Regions from separate parts of the Homo sapiens genome. Here region 1 is linked to region 2. Evidence: chromatin loops called from intact Hi-C (ENCODE). Cell type or tissue: tibial artery. All regions are shown on one strand. Links, peaks and the distances in the headings refer to the core of each region. The heading gives the core; the rest is flanking DNA.

Evidence for each region. Peaks named below come from ENCODE experiments on the same cell type or tissue, not always from the same donor. Only the 100,000 strongest peaks of a DNase experiment are listed, where the experiment ranks them.
Region 1: it touches region 2 in a loop (6-fold over the local background); 2 of 110 quality-filtered maps call a loop at or near these places.

The regions. Positions count from the first base shown.
Region 1 is chr16:15,447,927-15,458,568 of GRCh38, reverse strand. The region is part of intron 1 of MPV17L-BMERB1 (MPV17L-BMERB1 readthrough); the gene reads right to left. The region is part of intron 1 of BMERB1 (bMERB domain containing 1); the gene reads right to left. Among named protein-coding and RNA genes, the nearest start is that of BMERB1, 19 kb to the right of the region's middle. In tibial artery, for the core only: no CTCF peak of the experiment used is centred there; no DNase peak of the experiment used is centred there; H3K27ac peaks cover 410 bases.
Region 2 is chr16:15,399,931-15,409,058 of GRCh38, reverse strand. The region is part of intron 1 of MPV17L-BMERB1 (MPV17L-BMERB1 readthrough); the gene reads right to left. It overlaps MPV17L (MPV17 mitochondrial inner membrane protein like), which reads right to left. Exons shown (of 4, transcript NM_001128423.2): 2 at 8,202-8,272; 3 at 1,206-1,235; 4 at 1-1,126. The coding sequence ends at 947. Among named protein-coding and RNA genes, the nearest start is that of MPV17L-BMERB1, 8.7 kb to the right of the region's middle. In tibial artery, for the core only: no CTCF peak of the experiment used is centred there; a DNase peak (open chromatin) is centred at 4,087.

The DNA.
Region 1 (10,642 bases), core at 1,353-9,352, 48 kb before region 2:
ATTTTTTCATATTGTTTATAGAGATGGGGTTTCACCATGTTGCCCAGGCTCGTCTCAAACTCCTGAGTTCAGGTAATCCACCCACCTCAGCCTCCCAAAGTGCTGGGGTTACAAGTGTGAGCCACCATACTTGGCTGCAATTTTGTATTACTGAATCCAATCACTTATTTTATAGATCAATTGTTTTATTCCACAAAGATTCAGCAAACATCTGTATGTGTCAGACACTGTGGTAGATACTATAAATTCAAAGATGAACAGGTCACGGTTTCTGCCCTCAAAAGAATGAAGTGACCCAGATAAGAAAGTCAGCCGTTGTAATACAGTGTGTGCTATTTACAGAGGATGTGTAAAGTAATATGCTGCCTTCACAAAAGCCAAGAGAAGAGGCATCAGTTCAACCTGTAGGTGTCAGGAAAGTCTTCTGAGAAGGTAAGAAGTCTGATATGGTTAGGCTTTGTGTCCCCACCCAAATCTCATCTTGAATTGTAATCCCCAGGTGTTGAGGGAGAGACCTAGTGGGAAGTGATTGGATCATGGAGGTGGTTTTCCCTATGCTGTTCTCGTGATAGTGAGTGAATTCTCGAGAGACCTGATGGTTAATTAAGGCAGTTTTCCCTGTTCTTGCTCGTTCTTTCTCTTCTACTGCCCTGTGAAGAAGGATATGTTTGCTTTCTCTTCCACCATGATTATTAGTTTCCTGAGGCCTCCCCAGCCATGCGGAACTGTGAGTCAATTAAACCTCTTTCCTTTATAAATTACCCAATCTTGGGTATTTCTTTATAGCAGCGTGAGAATGGACTAATACAAAGTCCAAGCTATTTCTTGAAGAATGAGTAGAAGTCAGCTGGTCAGAGAAGGGACCAGATATTCCAGAAGGAGGGAACAACCTGAACCAACATCTGGAGGCTTAGCAAACTGTGAGCATTGAAGGCAATGAAAGGAGGTGAGAACAGGTGGATCAAAGGTCCTGGCTGGGCACGTGGAGGGAGAGGAAGCTACAAACACAGACTGCTGCATGGTTAGCTAGGAGTTTTAGCTTCACCCCAAAGGCAATGGTGAGCTCCTGATGGACTTAAGCAGAGGTCATATTCGCATTGTAGAAAATGACTCTGTCAATTATTTGGAAGATTCATGAGACCAGATACAACTGGAGGCAAGAGTCAGACGTGCAAAAAGGTTAAGAAGCTTGTCAAAGGTCAACCAGTTAGCTGGAAGGTGAACAAGCTCTAGAACCAAAGTATTCTAACTCCTACTCTGCTACTTTTTCCACAGTATCATTTGAATTACGATATTTTCTTTCTTCCTCAAGTTAATTAGTTTTAATTTAGTCTCAAATATGCACCCCATAAAGTGAATTCAGATTTGTGTATCTTCCACATTCTAAACCTAGTTGAAAGCTTTTAACTCAGCAATTCTACTTTTAATTATTTGTATAGAGGAGGCTGGGCACAGTGCCTCATGCCTACAATCCCAGCATTTTGGGAGGCCAAGGTGGGTGGATAACTTGAGGTCAGGAGTTCGAAACCAGCCTGGCCAACATGGTGAAACCCTGTCTCTACTAAAAATACAAAAATTAGCCAGGCATAGTGGCGCGTGCCTGTAATCCCAGGTACTCGGGAGGCTGAGACACGAGAATTGCTTGAACCCAGGAGGTGGAGGTTGTAGTGAGCCGAGATTGCGCCATTGCACTCCAACCTGGGCGAAAGAGTGAGATTCCGCATCAAAAAAAAAGTGAATTTATATAGAGGAAATAATTGGACAATGTGCAAAAATGACAAAAGATATTTATTGCAGCATTCTTTATCAAATTGTTAAATCACCTAGCTGTCCATCAATAAAGAATTAATTAAGAAAAAATAAGGTATAACCAGACACTGAAAAATTATGCAGTGATCAGAAAAGGAAGACATAGGCCAAATTAAACACAAGATACTTTTTTTGGCTGATGCAGTGTCTTCCCAGCATTTTGGGAGGCTGAGGCAGGCAGATCACTTGAGGCCAGTAGTTCGAAACCAGCCTGGATAACATGGCAAAACCCAGTCTCTACTAAAAAATACAAAAAGTAGCTGGGTGTGGTGGCATGTGCCTGTAGTCCCAGCTACTCCTGTGACTGAGGCATGAGAATCACTTGAACCTGGGAGGCAGAGGTTGCAGTGAGCTATGATTATACCACTGCACTCCAGCCTGGGTGACAGAACTAGACTTTCTCTCAAAAAAAAAAAAAACAAGGAAAAGATAATGCTGTATTACTGACTTAGAAAGATGGTCATGATATATAGTTTGAATAAAAAAAGAAGACTGATTAGTACACATATCATCCAATTCATTTTTTAAAATCCATGTGTTAACATATGTCCAACAAAACACTGAGAAGATACACATCAAACTTGTGACGGAATGACAATTTGAGGGTGGGAAATTTTCTTCCTGAAGTAGAAAGTACTTTCTACTTTCTACACTTTTGTATTGTTTGAATTTTTATAATGAGCATCTATTACTTTAAAAAGATTTTTAAAAGCGTACTGACAGTATCTATGTGGCCCCTGCAATGAATACCACCAAATTACTTCACTCCCTTAAGTCTCAGCTGCCTGAAAAGAAAGGAAAACGTCAACCTGATAAGCCACAAATTGTCATTAAGAATAGTCAAACATTAACGACGGACCTTTCAAAGAACACAGTGGCAAGTCAGGCCAAGGTTTCCTGGCTTCCGAGTACAGGTTAAATGCCTTGCTACTGTAGACTGTTTTAAAGCTGCACCCCTTGAAAGAAAGCTGTTTCGTATCTTAATATATAGTTAACATGGCCAGGCGCGGTGGCTCATGCCTGTAATCCCAGCACTTTGGGAGGCTGAGGCTGGTGGATCACCTGAGGTTGGGAGTTTGAGACCAGCCTGACCAACATGGAGAAACCCTGTCTCTACTAAAAAAATACAAAATTATCCAGGTGTGGCGGCACATGCCTGTAATCCCATCTGCTTGGGAGGCTGAGGCAGGAAAATGGCGTGAACCCGTGAGGCGGAGCTTGCAGTGAGCCAAGATCATGCCACTGCACTCCAGCCTGGGCAACAGAGCGAGACTCCATCTCAAAAATAAATAAATAAATAAAATTTTAAAAAGACTTTTCAGAGCTAAAAATAGGATAGTCCCAGGCAAACCAGGATGGCTGGACACACTAGTAGTTGTCATACCCAACACACTGTTGGGTATGACATTTTCTTTTCTTTTCTTTTTTTTTTTTTTGAGACAGAGTCTCCATTTGTTGCCCAGGCTGGAGTGCAGTTGCGCCATCTCGGCTCACTGCAACCTCCATCTCCCGGGTTCAAGTGATTCTCCTGCCTCAGCCTCCTGAGTAGCTGGGATTATAGGTGCACGCCACCACGCCCGGCTAATGTCTGTATCTTTAGTAGAGACGGTTTTGCCATGTTAGCCAGGCTGAACTCCTGACCTCAGGTCACCTGCCTCTGCCTTCTAAAGTGCTGGGATTACAGGCATGAGCCACCACGCGCGCCCTCAGATGACATTTTCTACACTTCTCCTCTTCATTTCAGCTTTCTCTGTTGCAAGAGATTGTTAATGCTACTCGGAGACCACAGAGTGTGATTTCTCACAAAGTATTCATTACCTGTATAGCCAAATTTCACCAAGTGAACAGTTGCTATGTTCAAAGGAGGTCTTTCAGGTGGAACTTACTGAGCATTGATCTCCATTTTTCCTGCTCAATCTTTCAGCAATGTTCACAGCATAAATAGAACAGCAATCTTTTTTTTTTTTTTAGACTGAGTCTCACTCTGTCATCCAGGCTGGAGTGCAGTGGCACAATCTTGGCTCACTGCAACCTCCGCCTTCTGGGTTCAAGCGATTCTCCTGCCTCAGCCTCCTGAGTAGCTGTGACTAAAAGCATGTGCCATCACACCGGCTAATTTTTGTATTTTTAGTAGAGATGGGGTTTCACCATGTTGGCCAGGCTGGTCTCGAACTGCTGACCTCAAGTGATCCACCCGCCTTGGCCTCCCAAAGTGCTGGGATTACAGGCGTGAGCCACCATGACCAGCCCTAATGATTGCATTTTAATCGCCTCTGTGTCCCCATCACACTTGGCTCATGCATTTGCCACAGGCTGGTCTGTGCTGTAATCTCTTTGAAATTCTGTCCCCAGTGGATGGGGGGAAAGGAAGCAACTCTGTCTTCCTCGAAGGAAGCAACACTGCCTCGGTTTCCTTCCCTTCCAAGTCACCTAGCAGAGCCATCTGCACAAAAGTAATGAAAACGTGTGTTTGCTGAATCACATTAGACTTTATGTTACATCCTATTCTCGTGACTGTAGCTCCAGATTATACAAGCTACATCTAATTTGTCCAACATTATTTTCTCTTAATCTTCCACTTCTCTGCAGCTCTGTGCTGTGTACAGTTCTGTCTGAAGTCTTCCTCCATTCAAACTCTAAAAGGAAAAAAACTCCCTGTGATATCCATAGGGAGGGAGGTGCCCCCCTAGAGAGCAGAGATGTGTGAGAAAAGAGACCAGATCCCAAAGTACAACTTGTCTCTCCTTGAGAAACATGACTCAGAACAGGAAGAAGAGGAGGAGAGGAAGGAAAGGGGAAGGGAGGAAGGGACATCTGAAGGGATGCTCTCAGTGGTTATTGGAGGTTGGTGGCATTCTGTTGGTTTGCTTTATTTTATTTTATTTTTGAGACAGAGTTAGCTCTGTCACCCAAGCTGGAGTGCAGTGGCGAAATCTCGACTCATTGCAACCTCCACCTCCCAGGTTCAAGTGATTCTTCAGCCTCAGCCTCTCGTGTAGCTGGGTGTACAGGCACGTGCCACCACACCTAGCTAATTTTTTTGTATTTTTAGTAGAGACAGGGTTTCACCACGTTGGCCAGGCTGGTCTCGAACTCCTGACCTCAAGTGATCTGCCCGCCTCGGCCTCCCAAAATGCTGGGATTACAGGTGAGCCACCTCGCCCAGCCGGTTAGTTTTAGAACAGGGTCTCACTCTATTGCCCAGGCTGGAGTGCAGTGGCACAGTCTTGGCTCACTGCAGCCTCATACTCCTGGAGTCAAGTGATCCTCCTGCCTTGGCCTCCCAAGTAGCTAATAATAGAATTAGAGGTACACCACCACACCCAGGTAATTATTTTTATTTTTGTAGAGACAGGGTCTTGCTGTGTTGGCCAAGCTGGCCTTGAACTCCTGGGCTCAAGCTCCTGCCTTCTGCCTCAGATTACAGGTGTGAGACTCTACCTCGCTGCAGCATTCCTTTAAATGACATTTGCCCTCTTTTATAACTTTTGGTATTTTTTTAGTTTTAAAATTTCGAGCATTAACCCTGTTTTATTATCAGAATAAAAGCAACGGTGTTTTGGTTTTTTCTTTGTTGTTGTTGTTTTTGAGACAGAGTCTCGTGCTGTTGCCCAGGTAGTTGTGCAGTGGTGCGATCTCAGCTCACTGCAACCTCCGTCTCCCGGATTCAAGTGATTCTCCTGCCCCAGCCTCCCGAGTAGCTGGGATTACAGGCACCTGCCACCACGCCCAGCTATTTTTGTTGTTGTTGTTGTTATTTTTATTAGAGAAGGAAAACCAGTGTCATTCCTTAGTGGTCATCTGCGGGTTCTGTTCTGCAAGCATCCATTGTTCTTTCTCTCATGATAGCACCTCCAATGTCTTGCCATGGGAGAATACACCTCACCCGTGAAATGCTGTCTTAGGGAACTGGCATTCAAGATGCCCTCCTTCCTAGTCAAGGGTTGGGTCTTGATCCTAGCTGGTCCGATACACTTAGGCTAAGTTCTCGCTGTGTTTGGCTTTGACCTTAGCTTAGCTTCTCCCAACCACCATTGTCCTGAGACTGGAGAGGTTCCCTTGCCCGCGAGCAGCAGTTGCAAAGCTGGCAGGAGGCCTTAGGACACAGGGAAAGTTTGTACGAGTCAGCGTTTCTTCTAAAAGTGCTTATTTTAGGAGTTTGCACACACAGGAGATGGGATGATTTGCAAGCAACAGAAATGGACTCTGGTTAACGCAGAGATCTTCTCTGTGTTCTCCCCCAGGTACTTGAATCTTGGGCACAGTGGCTCAGAGATGCAAAAGAGTGGGACTGATTCAGCCAGATGACAGTACCCGGAATTTTCTGCCATCTGGAAATTCCTAGTCACCAAGGTTCCTCTTCTCTCTAAGGTCTGGCTGTTTAGCTTTTTCTTTTTCTTTCTTTCTCTCTCTCTCTCTCTCTCTCTCCCTCCCTCCCTCTCTCTCCCTTCCTTCCTTCTTTTCTTTTTTTTTTTTTAAGAGACAGGGTCTCACTCTGTCTCCCAGGCTGGAGCGCAGTGGCCCAATCATGGCTCACTGTAACCTCAAACTCCTGGGTTCAAGCAATCCTCCTGCCTCAGCCTCTCAAGTAGCTAGGACTACAGGTGCACGCCCCATGACTGGATAATTTTTAGAACTGTTTTGTAGAGATGGGATCTCCCTGTGTTGCCCAGGCTGGTCTCAAACTCTTGCCTCTAGCAATCCTCCCGCCTCAGCCTCCCAAAGTGCTAGGATTTCAGGCGTAAGCCACTGTGCCTAGAGCTATTTTTTGTTTTAAATTCTGGAAGGATTTCCAGATACATTCCTTTTCCTTAAGTTCCTGTACTTTGCAAACTTATTTAAATAAGTTTACTTACTGTGGATCACAGTAAGAAATACTCAGAGAGCCAGATGCAGTGGCTCATGCCTCTAATCCCAGCACTTTGGGAGGCTGAGGCAGGAGGCTCACTTGAGCCCAGGAGTCCAAGACCAGTCTGGGCACTAAAGTAAGACCCTGTCTCTACAAAAAAAAAAAAAAAAAAAAAAATTAGTTAGCTAGCTGGGTGTGGTGACACCCACCTGTAGTCCCAGCTTCTCAGGAGACTGAGGTGGGAGAATCGCTTAAGCCCAGGAATTCAAGGCTTCAGTGAGCCATGATTGCACCACTGCACTCTGGCCTCGGTAACAGAGTGAGCTCCTGTCTCAAAAAAAAAAAAAAAAAAAAAAAAGAAATACTAAGAGTGACCCAGTATGTACATACACACATAGGCATAAGTAAAACAAACGTTGGACAAAATAGGCCGGGCATGGTGGCTCATGCCTGTAATCTCAGCACTTTGGGAGGCTGAGATGGGTGGATCACTTGAGGTGAGGAGTTTGAGACCAGCTTGGTCAATACAGTGAAACCCCATCTCTACTAAAAATTAGCTGGGCATAGTGGCATGCACCTGTGGTCCCAGCTACTCAAGAGGCTGAGGCAGGAGAATCGTTTGAACACGGAAGGTAGGGACTGCAGTAGCAGAGATCACACCACTGTACTCCAGCCTGGGTGAGACTCGCTCCAGAGAGGGAGACTCTGTCTCAGAAAACGAACAAACAAAACAAACAAACGAAAGGTTGCACGGAAATAAGACTTAACTTTAGCAGCATAGATGCAGCTTTCTATTTCCTATTTCCTTCTATTTCATTTTTTTTATGCTGGTTACGCCCCCTTAAACTAATTTAAAGTTTCATGCATGAGGCTTTAAATCTCACACTTGGAAAACCTCTGAGTTTTCCAAAGTTCATTGCTGTTGCTTGCAATAATCCTGTCTCTTGTGTGTGAAAACCCTAAAATGATCATCGATATGATGGAACGTGGAACCTCACAAACTTTTTCTCTTGGGCAATGCAGCAGCATGACAAGCTCTGGCAGCAAAAAGCCACAAATGGTGGTTGGAAGAGCCAAGCATAGCATCGAAGCCAAGCAGCCAGAACTTTCTCCTCCCACAGCAAGCAAAAAGCCAGCTATGGCCGGGCGTGGTGGGTCATGCCTGTAATCCCAGCACTTTGGGAGGCTGAGGCAGATGAATCCTGTGAACCCAGGAGTTCGAGATCAGCCTCAACAACATGGTAAAACCCCATCTCTACTAAAAATACAACAATTAGCCAGGCATGGTGGCTTGTGCCTGTAATCCCGGCTACTCGGGAGGCTGAGGCAGGAGGATTGCTTGAGCCCAGGAGGTGGAGGCTGCAGTGAGCCAAGATCATGCCACTGAACTCCAGCCTGAACAATAGAGCAAGACTCTGTTTCAAAAAAAAAGCCAGCTGTGATGTGAATACCTTTTACATGCCTATTATTTGTCTAGGGTAGGGATCCATGAGCCTTCAGACCAAACCCAGACCAATGCCAGTTTCTCTATGGCCCTTGAGCTAAGGATGACTTCTACATTTTCTTTTCCTTTTTTTTCTTTTTTGAGATGACCTCTACATTTTCAAATGGCTGTGGGAAAACATCAAAAGAATAATAATATTTTATGACATGGGAAAGTTATATAAAATTCAAATTTCAGTGCTCACCAATCAAGCTGAAACAAAACATAGCCACATCCATTCACTTAGGTGCCTGTCTATGGCAGCTTTAGGCTACAGCTTTGGAGTACGGTGGTAGAGCTGAGTGGTCGCAACAGGGGCCATATGACCTGCACACCCTAAAATAGTATCTATCCTTGTACAGAAAAAGTGTATCAGGGCTGGGTGTGATGACACACACCTGTAATCCCAGCACTTTGGGAGGTCAAGGCAGGAAGATCACTTGAGGCCAGGAGTTCAAGACCAGCCTGGGCAACATAGTGAGACCCCATCTCTACCAAAAAAAAAAAAATTTTAAAGAAAACAAAAAAGAAAAATTTGCCCATCTCTAGTCTAAATACTAGATGGAGATTAAAAATAAAGTAGGCTGGGTGCAGTGGTTCATGCCTGTAATCCCAGCACTTTGGGAGGCCGAGATGGGTGGATCACCTGAAGTCAGGAGTTCGAGACCAGTCTGACCAATATGGTGAAAGCTTGTCTCTAGTAAAAATACAAAAATTAGCCAGGTGTGTTGGTGTGCACCTGTAGTCCCAGCTACTCAGCAGGCTGAGGCAGGAGAATCGCTTGAACCTGGGAGGCAGAGGTTGCATTGAGCTGAGATCACACCATTGCACTCCAGCATGGGCGACAGAGCGAGACTCCCTCTCTTAAAAAAAAAAAATTAAAGAAAAAGAAAAAAAATTCAACTTTTATTTTAGACTAAGGAGGTACATGTGCAGGTTTGTTACAAGGGTGTATTTCATGATGCTGAGATCTGGGGTCTGGGTGAAACCATCAGCCAGATAATGAGCAAAGTACCTAACAGGTAGTGTTTCAACTCTTCCCTCCCTCCTTCCTCCCTCTTGTAGTCCCCAGTGTCTGCTGTTCCCACCTTTGTGTCCATTTGTACCCAATGTTTAGCTTCTACTTATAAGTGAGAACACGCATTAGTTCACTTAGGATAATGGCCTCCAGCTGCATCCATGTTGCTGCAAAGACCATAGTTTTACTTTTTTTGCTAGCTGGTGGTATTCCACGGTATATATGTACCATATTTTCTTTATCCAATCCACTGTCAATAGGCACCTAGGTTGATTCCACATCTTTGCTATTGCAGGTAGTGCTAAACGGACCAGTTATTTAACGGGGCCTTATCGTTTTTTTGTTTCTGTTGTTTCAGAAAGACGTGACTTACTCTGAAATGTTATACCTCACCTATGCTGGCATCTAAGAATCAAAAATTTAAGGTGTGTAAAGTACCTAGCCCAGCCTATACCCATCACAACACTGTCACTTGGCTGCCGGTTCCCATTCATGGTACCTATTCCTGTTACTTTGTATCTGATCTGAAAATCTCACATCTTTCCCTCAAAGCAGAAGGCGAGGATGCTAATCTCACGGCAGCATCAGGAACAACTCTTTGTTTTTTCAGTTTTTTTTGAGACAGATTCTTGCTCTGTCGCCTAGGCTTGAATGCAGTAGTGCGATGTCAGCTCACTGCAACCTCTGCCTCCCAGGTTCAAGCGATTCTCATGCCTCAGCCTCCTGAGTAGCTGGAATTACAGGCTTGCACCACCATGCCCAGCTAATTTTTATATTTTTGGTAGATGGGATTTCGCCACGTTTCCCAGGCTGGTCTTGAACCCCTGAACTCAAGTGACCCACCCGCGTGGGCCTCCCAAAGTGCTGCAAATACAGGCGTAAGCCACTGCGCCTGGATGCTGATATTTTTAACTGGTTAAGACCTCAGGCTAATGACAGGGTTTTTCCTTGCCTATCACATTGAGAGCACTTAGAAGACCTTCTTTCCTTCTGAGACATAATAACTACTATGGGTTTCTCCCTTCAAGATTTCTGATCAGCCCCTTCTTTCAAACCCACTGCTCCTGCAGACTCCAGCCCTGCCATGGATATTTGGACATACAGCCCTCATCATGGGATAATTCCAAACCCTCCTAGCTGACCTTCTTATCCCCAGGGCCCCTGACTTTGCATCCAGTTGGTCACCATTGCCAGACAAGCCTTCCTAAAATGCTACTTCCGGCCAGGCGCAGTGGCTCATGTCTGTAATCCCAGCGCGTTGGCAGGCCAAGGCAGGCAGATCACCTGAGGTCAGGAGTTTGAGACCAGCCTGGCCAACAGGGTGAAACCCCATCTCTACTAAAAGTACAAAAATTAGCTGGGCATGGTGGCGGGTACCTGTAATTCCGGCTACTCAGGAGGCTGAGGCAGGACAATCGCTTGAACCCAGGAGGTGGAGGTTGAAGTGAGCCGTGATCACGCCACTGCACTCTAGCCTGGGAGA
Region 2 (9,128 bases), core at 1-8,000:
CTGTAATCCCAGCACTTTGGGAGGCCGAGGTGGGTGGATTATGCGGTCAGGAGATCAAGACCATCCTGGCCAACACGGTGAAACTTCATCTCTACTAAAAATACAAAAAATTAGCTAGGCATCGTGGCAGGTGCCTGTAGTCCCAGCTACTTGGGAGGCTGACGCAGAATGGCGTGAACCCGGGAGGCGGAGCTTGCAGTGAGCCGAGATCTCACAACTGCATTCCAGCCTGGGCGACAGAGCGAGACTCTGTGTCAAAAACAAAAGCAAATGAACAAAAATACAAAAATCAGCTGGGCCTGGTGTCACGTGCCTGTAATCCCAGCTACTCAGGAGCCTGAGGCAGGAGAATTGCTTGAACCCAGAGGATGGAGGCTGCAGTGAGCCGCGATCGTGCCACTGCGCTCCAGCCGGGGAGACAGCAAGACTCCACCACAAAAAAAAAAAAAAAAAAAAAGGTATTTACTAAAATAACAAATTGTGTATGTTTTGGAGAAAGAAATCTGGTTATTAAATCTTCATTTCGATTGAGTTCTATGTAAATTAAAATTCACTCTAAGAACTATTTTTTGGTATAAAACTTCATCTGCCCAAAAGTGTTCAGGAGATAACCTGAGATTTTAGAATAGAAATGTGAACAATCAAAACCAAGTTTCCTGAAACTTGTGTTAAAATATTAGAAATATTAATAATTCTAAAATGCCATTTTGCCACTATTATTCATATTAACCAAAATATTAGAGAAGTAATATTTCAGACTAGAACAGGAAAAAAGTCTGAATACAATTCAAAAATAATCATTGATAATTTTTTAAAAAGTGGGTCTATAAATAGTAGTAATTCCTCAAAATGAAGTGCATAATTGGCACATCAAATATTTTGTCTGCAGGCAATTCTGTGCATTTTAGGTAAAAAATGTGGTCCCTTTAAGAGAGTCCTTGACTTCTCATTTCTTCGGGTACCCTTCTGTGGCACTGGTCCCCTTTGTATATAAAATGGTGAAAGCTGACTTGAATGTGCCGTCACCACTCTGCTGGGAAAAACAGATGAAGGTGGCCCAGAGAAAACCACAGACTCCAGCGTAAGCTGTTCTCCATTGAACAGGAACAAGGCTGAAGTTGGTCAGCTGGAACAGAGAGAGAGTCCGTTAGGGCCACATGGAAACCAAAGCCCTGAGTTCATATTACTGAGTAGGTGGAACTTACCTGTACAAAGGGCCAGTACATCAGTCCACTCTGGAATTGGGAAAAAAAAAAAGCAACAACTTTATTAGATTGCCTTTTATTTTTTATTTATTTATTTTGTTTTTTATTTTTTGAGACAGGGTCTCACTCTGTTGCCCAGACTGGAGTGCAGTGGTGCAATCTTAGCTCACCGCAACCTCTGCCTCCTGGGTTCAAGCAATTGTCGTGTCTCTGCCTCCTGAGTATCTGCGATTACAGGCACACACCACCTCACCTGGCTAATTTTTGTATTTTTAGTAGAGACGGGTTTTCACCATGTTGGCCAGGCTGGTCTCGAACTCCCGACCTCAGGTGATCCACCACCTCGGCATCCCAAAGTGCTGGGATTACAGGTGTGAGCCACTATACCTGACCTAGAATACCTTTTAACCACACAAAACAATTGCACAGTTCATTCCATAAAAGAGTAAGAAATACTAGGCCAACAAGATGCCTAGGTAGTATTATATTTCAGACTAAGCTGATTAACTTAGACTACTTAAGGCCTCTAGAGTGAGGGGGTTGGGGAGTTGTGGGGAAAAAAGCTATTAGGTAGAAGACATTCCTATATTAATTATATTTTTAACACCAGAATGAAAAGTCTACTAGAATCAGTACCAATTCTGGAAGACAGCGGCTTTGGAAATGACAGCATGTATATATGCATTGCAATTTCCTGGTTACCATGAACAAATGATGCAGGAATATATTTGTAAATACAGAATCATCAATGAATTCTTTTTTTTTAAATTAATTTTTTTTTTTCTGAGACATGGTATCTCTATGTTGCCCAGGCTGGTCTTGAACTCCCAGGCAAAAGCAGTAGTCCCACTGCAGCCTCCCAAAGTGCTGGGGTTATAGGCATGAGCCACCTCATCCTGCTGAATTATTTTATTTATTTATTTTGTTTGAGATGGAATCTCATTCTGTCGCTTAGTCTGGAGTGCAGTGGCAAGATCTTGGCTCACTGCAACATCTGCCTCCTAGGTTCAAGCAGTTCTCCTGCCTCAGCTTCCTGAGTAGCTGGGATCACAGGTGCCTGACACCATGCTCGGCTAATTTTTGTATTTTTAGTAGAGACAGGGTTTTACCATGTTGGCCAGGCTGGTCTTGAACTCCTGACCTCAGGTGATTTGCCTGCCTCGGCCTCCCAAAGTGGTAGGATTACAGGCATGAGCCACTGTGCCCAGCCTTGAATTGTTGAAACTATATACCAAACCATTGTTTATGGAATGATTTTCTAATAATATATTGAAACCATGTGATGCTATAGAACAAGTTTAGCTGAAATTTTCATATATTACAAAATATGTTAGATAGACATTTCACAAGCTTTATCCTACACAGTCCTATGAAAAAGTCATCATTATGATTTTTTAAAAAAAAGTCTTGGTATGTAAATTTATCTCAAAAAACAGCTAGAGGTTTTCAAAATAGTCCTTAAAAGTGGTATTACAGACTTATTTTCTTCTTTTTACTAATTTGTATTTTCTGAAGTTTCTAAAATGAACAATTGCAATAAAAGCTTTATAATATTTATGTTTATATTTAAAAGTAGATATTACATATAATGTGTGTATACATATACATATATACGTATATATACACATATATACGTATATGTGTATGTATATATATATATTTTTTGAGATGGAGTTTTGCTCTTGTTGCCCAGGCTGGAGTGCAATGGTGCGATCTTGGCTCACTGCAACCTCCACCTCCTGGGTTCAAGTGATTCTCCTGCCTCAGCCTCCGAGTAGCTGGGATTACAGGTGCACACGACCATGCCTGGCTAAATTTTGTATTTTTAGTAGAGACAAGGTTTCATGATATTGGCCAGGCTGGTCTCGAACTCCTGACCTCAGGTGATCTGCCCGCCTTGGCCTCCCAACGTGCTGGGATTACAGGCGTGAGCCACCATGCCCGGCCATAATGTATATTTTATATTTATTTATTTTTTTTGAGACGGAGTTTCGCTCTTGTTGTGCATCTCAAATTCCCGAGCTCAGGTGATCTGCCCACCTCAGCCTCCCAAAGTGCTGGGATTACAGGCGTGAGACACCGAGCCTGGCCCTTAATTGTTAAATATGCTTTAAATATAAAATATACCCCTGTAATCCCTGCACTTTGGGAGGCCAAGGCAGGCAGATCACCTGAAGTCGTGAGTTTGAGACCAGCCTGACCAACATGTAGAAACCCTGTGTCTACTAAAAATAAAAATTAGCAGGACGTGATTGCAGGAACCTGTAATCTCAGCTACTCAAGAGGCTGAGGCAGGAGAGTCGCTTGAATTCGGGAGGCAGAGGTTGCAGTGAGCTGAGACTGCACCATTGCACTCCAGCCTGGGCAACAGAACGAGACTCTGTCTCAAAAAAAAAAAAAAAATTAAAACTTTAGCAAAAATAATCAGAAGACTAAACTTATCCAAACATGGCTTTCCTTCTTTCTTTTTTTTTTTTTTCTTAATACAGACGAGGCCTCACTATGCGGGCCAGGTTGGTCTTGAATTCCTGACCCCAAACAATCCTCCAACCTCCGCCACCCAAAGGGTTAGGATTACAGGAGCCACTGTGCCTGGCCATGGCTTTATTTCTTATGGCTGTGTTTTTTTTCTTGTCAGAATGTAGTATCATGTAGTAGTATATTTTGTTCTCAAATCATTCCCCCACTAAAAGGAAGCAGGATGCCTCAAAGAATTGGCTGATTCTAGGGCCAGGGCAGGGCAGGTGCAAGTACAAGATGATCCTGGAACACGCTGTCATGCCAGAAAGGAAGTGGCTTAAGAAAGAAGTAAAGGAGAAAGAAGATGGGTGATGCACAGGACACAGGAACCAGCTTGGGGGAACTCCCACTGGCCGAATCTGGGACATGTGAGCGCTAAAAATAATTAAACCCTGCCATGAACTCTCCTCTGTGCTTCGGCAATCTCCCTCTGAATAGGCCAAAGGCATCTGACATTCAACATTTCCCAAGCTGAACTCACCTCATTTCTTTTTTGTTTGTTTGTTTGTTTTGAGATGGAGTCTTGCTCTGTCACCCAGGCTGGAGTGCAGTGGTGCAATCTCAGCTCACTACAATCTCCGTCTCCCGGGTTCAAGTGATTCTCCTGCCTCAGCCTCCCGAGTAGCTGGGATTACAGGCACTCACCACCATACCTGGCTAATTTTTTGTATTTTTAGTAGAGACAGGGTTTCACCATGTTGGTCAGGCTGGTCTCGAACTCCTGACCTCATATGATCTGCTCGCCTTGGCCTCCCAAAGTGGTGAGATTACAGGCGTGAGCCACCATGTTTATTTTTTTAAATACAGACAGGGTCTTGCTATGTTGCCCAAGCTGGTCTTGAACTCCTAACTTCAAGGGATCCTCCTGCTTCAGCCTCCCAAAGTGTTAGGATTACAGGCGTGAGCCACCACACCTGATATGCTTCCTTATTTCTTATGTGAACTTGGTCACGATAACCACCCACTTTGGTTTCCTTTGCTGCCATTACCTAACTGTGAAGTTCAAGATCCTCAGCTCTGGGTGTTCAACAGTCTCCAGGATCCAAACTCATTCCAAGTTGCTCAACAAATACTCTGTGAACACCAAACTGCCTGTGGTTTCTCCCCTCCAGGCATACCATGGTGCTTTACGCATTGTCAACTGTACTCAGCTCTTCTGCCCCTGGAATGACCTGTCCCCCAGTATGTGCATAACTTCAGATCTTTATTTTATTTTATTTTTTTATTTTGAGACAGGGTCTCACTGTGTTACCCAGGCTGGAGTGCAGTGGCACAATCGTAGCTTACTGCAGTCTCGACCTCCTGGGCTCATGCTAATTTTTGTATTTTTAGTAGAGAGGGGATTTCATCAAGTTGGCGAGGATGGGCTCGATCCCTTGACCTCATGATCCGCCTGCCTTGGCCTACCAAAGTGCTGTGATTACAGGCGTGAGCCATCCTGCCTCTTTAAAGGAAATCTTCCCAAAAAATCTCCAGATGGGCTGGGCTTCAGACTACTGGTTTGCCCTCTTTCTTCTCCTGAGGGTAGATGAGACTCACTCATTGTAACCAGTTTTTTTTTTTAAACAGTATGCAAATGTTCCTGTGGTTTTGTTCATTTACAAATCCCTGCCTGAAGCTTCTTTCCCAATTCTACTTCCTGCTCTCTTTTTTTTTTTTTTTGAACCATGGTCTCACTCTGTCACTCAGGCTGGTGTGCAGCGGTGCAATCACAGCTTACTGCAGCCTCGACCTCCCAGGCTTGCAATCCTCCCATCTCAGCCTCCCGAGCAGCTGGGACCACAGACACTTGCAACTATGCCCAGCTAATTTATTTTATTTTTGTAGCGATGGGGTCTCACTATGGTTGCGCAGGCTGGTCTCAAACTCCTGGGCTCTAGTGATCCTCCTGCCTTAGCCTCCCAAAGTGCTGGGATTACAGGTGTGAGCTGCCTACTTCTTGCTCTTTTTTTTTTTTTTTTTTTTGAGACGGAGTCTCGCTCTGTCGCCCAGGCTGGAGTGCAGTGGCGCAATCTCAGCTCACTACAGTCTCTGCCTCCCGGGTTCAAGTGATTCTCCTGCCTCAGCCTCCCAAGTAGCTGGGACTACAGGCTTGTGCCACCATGCCCTGCTAATTTGTTGTATTTTTAGTGGAGACACGGTTTCACCATGTTAGCCAGGATGGTCTCGATCTCCTGACCTTGTGATCTACCCGCCTCCACCTCCCAAAGTGTTGGGATCACAGGCATGAGCTACTGCCTCCGGTCCTTGCTCTTTAAAAAAAAAAAAAAAAAAGTTAGATGTACATATCTCCATAGACTTTACAACATAATGGAAAAACTTGTTCCTTTTTCTAAAGTAAAACAGAAGAAGTGGCTGGGTATGGTGATTCATGCCTGTAATCCCAGAACTTTGGGAGGCTGAGGGAGGCGGATCACCTGAGGTCAGGAGTTCAAGACCAACCTGGCCAACATGGTGAAACCCTATCTCTACTGAAAAATACAAAAAATTAGCTGGATGTGGTGGTGCAAGTCTGTAATTCCAGCTACTCAGGAGGCTGAGGCAGGAGAATTGAGAATTGCTTGAACCCGGGAGGCAAAGGTTGCAGAGTGCCACTGCACTCCAGCCTAGGCTACGGAGCAAGACTCCGTCTCAAAAAACAAACAAACAAACAAAAAAACCAAAACACACAAACAAAAAACAAAACCAGAAGAAAATCACATTTGGTTGTCACCATGGGGTCCTCAATTTCTGCCCTAAGAGAAATCACAAGAGTTCTGAACACACTTATAGTTACTGTTCCTGAGTATAGAGGCTCAGGGGAAGCCTCTGACTTCAAACCTCTCCATCCTCTGCCTCTAGCCATCAAGTAATGCTGGCTCAGGGGCCTGGTACCATCCAACAGATGATGCTAGAAGCTGTGGAGGTAATAGCTGGGTGTGGCTCAACACTGCTTTTGATAGGGAAGGAAGAACATGTGAAGCCCTAGGCCAGTCTGCGAACATTCTGTAATCCCAAAGATTTACCTCCTTGTGATGAATGCAATCAAACATGCTCTAGGGCAGAGATGAAAACCATCCCTGATTTTGCCAGGCCTTAAGGACACTGTTCAATAAATATTAACTGAATCAATGAATAAATATGTATTGGACTGGACTGTATATATTTGTGCCGAGCAAACAGTAAAAATGCTGATTTGCTTCAAACCTTGGAATAACCCTTGGAAACCTTCTCCTTCTCTATCAATACCTTTGTGATGTTAAAGTTCTTTTCACCAGGACTCCGCAGGATGCTCACCTGAAAACATTGGCTCTGAATGTGGGAATGATTCCATTAAGCCACTCACAATCTATAATCTCTATTTTGCAAATAGAATCCCAAATTTACAGAATAAATTGTTGTCCCTTTGGCTGCAAAATTTACAAAGTAAATTGTGATCATTACTAAGAGTTAATATAATAAAGTCAGAAATCACTGAGAACATGGACTAAAATTCAGAGATATTATTTCTTTTCTTTTCTTCTTTTTTCTCTTTTTTGAGATGGAGTCTTGCTGTATTGCCCAGGCTGGAGTGCAGTGGTGCGATCTCGGCTCACTGCAACCTGTCTCCAGGTTCAAGTGATTCTCCTGCCTCGGCCTACTGAGTAGCTGGGATTACAGACATGCACCACCGTGCCTGACTATTTTTTGTATTTTTAGTAGAAACAGGGTTTCACCATATTGGCCAGGCTGGTTTCAAACTCCTAACGTCAAGTGATCCGCCTGCCTCAGCCTCCCAAGTGTTGGGATTACAGGCATGAGCCACTGCACCGGGCCCAGAGACATTATTTCTTTCCAGTTCATGAGAAGTACAGATACTCTTAAAACCTCTCCTCATACATCTATCAAAATAACTTTAAGATTTCTATGTCAAAATATTGGACCCTTCTGTCAACCAAACTGGAGCTCTAATTTAGGAATAGTTTAATAAAAATGTACTTAATGTTGAGGTGGGAGAATCACTGGAGCACAGGAGTTCAAGGCCAGCCTGTGCTACATAGTGAGACTCTGTCTCTACCAAAAAATTTAAAAATAATTAGCTGGGTGTGGTGGCACATGCCTGTAGTCTCAGCTACTCAGGAGGCTGAGGTGGGAGGATCGCTTGAGCTCAGGAGGTCCAGGCTGCAGTGAGCCATGACCATGCCACTGCATTCCAGCCTGGGTGCCAGAATGAGACCCTGTCTCGAAAAAGGTTTTTTTAATTAAAAAAAAAAAAAAAAAAAAAAAAATATATATATATATATATATATATATATACACACACACATACAAAAAAATCCTGATGTGATTAAACACGTGTCAAATTATCACATGTATATGAAAATATGTACTTATATGTGTCAATTAAAAGATTTTTTAATCTTTATAAATATAAACACAAAACATATATTTTTATACACATATATATACATATATACACAAAAATATAGTGATTACATTTTCAAACGCCTATCTTACCAGATAGGTATTCCAGAATTTCTGTTTCAGGTCCAAAAATATGTCATCCTTTCCTTGGAGAATGCTCATACCTATTTGCAAAACCCAAAAAAAATTTTAAAAGATTCAGTAGAGTACCGTATAACAGTTCATGTTTAAGTTTCCCATTCCAAAATGCAAAGTAACCATCACTATCATCCAACAATATGACCCTCTGACCCAACAGTGAAAAGAGAACATAGACAGGCGCCGTGGCTCAAGCCTGTAACGGGAGGCCGAGGCAGGCAGATTGCTTGAGTCCAGGAGTTAAGAGACCAGCCTGGGCAACAGGGCAAAACCTCATCTCTACAAAAAATACAAAAATTAGCCAGGTGTAGTAGCGTGCCTGTAGTCATAGCTACTCAGGAGGCTGAGGTGGGAGGATCGCTTGAGCCTGGGAGGTGGAGGCTGCAGTGAGCTGTGATCATGCCACTGCACTCCAGCCTGGGCAACACAGCAAGACCCTGTCTCAAACAAAAAAAAAAAAAAAAAAGAAAACATAATCTCCACTCTAAAACTAGATAAATTTTAAAGGAATGATAAATACGAAGTGAGAATAGCAGAGTATAAAAATTATAGCAGAACGATTATTTTTTCAAAAACTAACAATTCACAAAAACAATCAGGTTACAATAGTGGGTCTATTGGTTACTTTCTCTACCTTCCAAACATTTTGTGAAATGTTGAACATTTGAACATTTTGAAATTTTAATTTCTGTCTTTTTAAAAAAGCTAGTGGGCTGGGCGCGTGGCTCATGCCTGTAATCCCAGCACTTTGGGAGGCTGATCTGGCAGATCACCTGAGGTTGGGAGTTCAAGACCAGCCTGACCAACATGGAGAAACCCCGTCTCTACTAAAAATACAAAATTAGCCAGGCATGGTGGCATATGCCTGTAATTCCAGGTTCT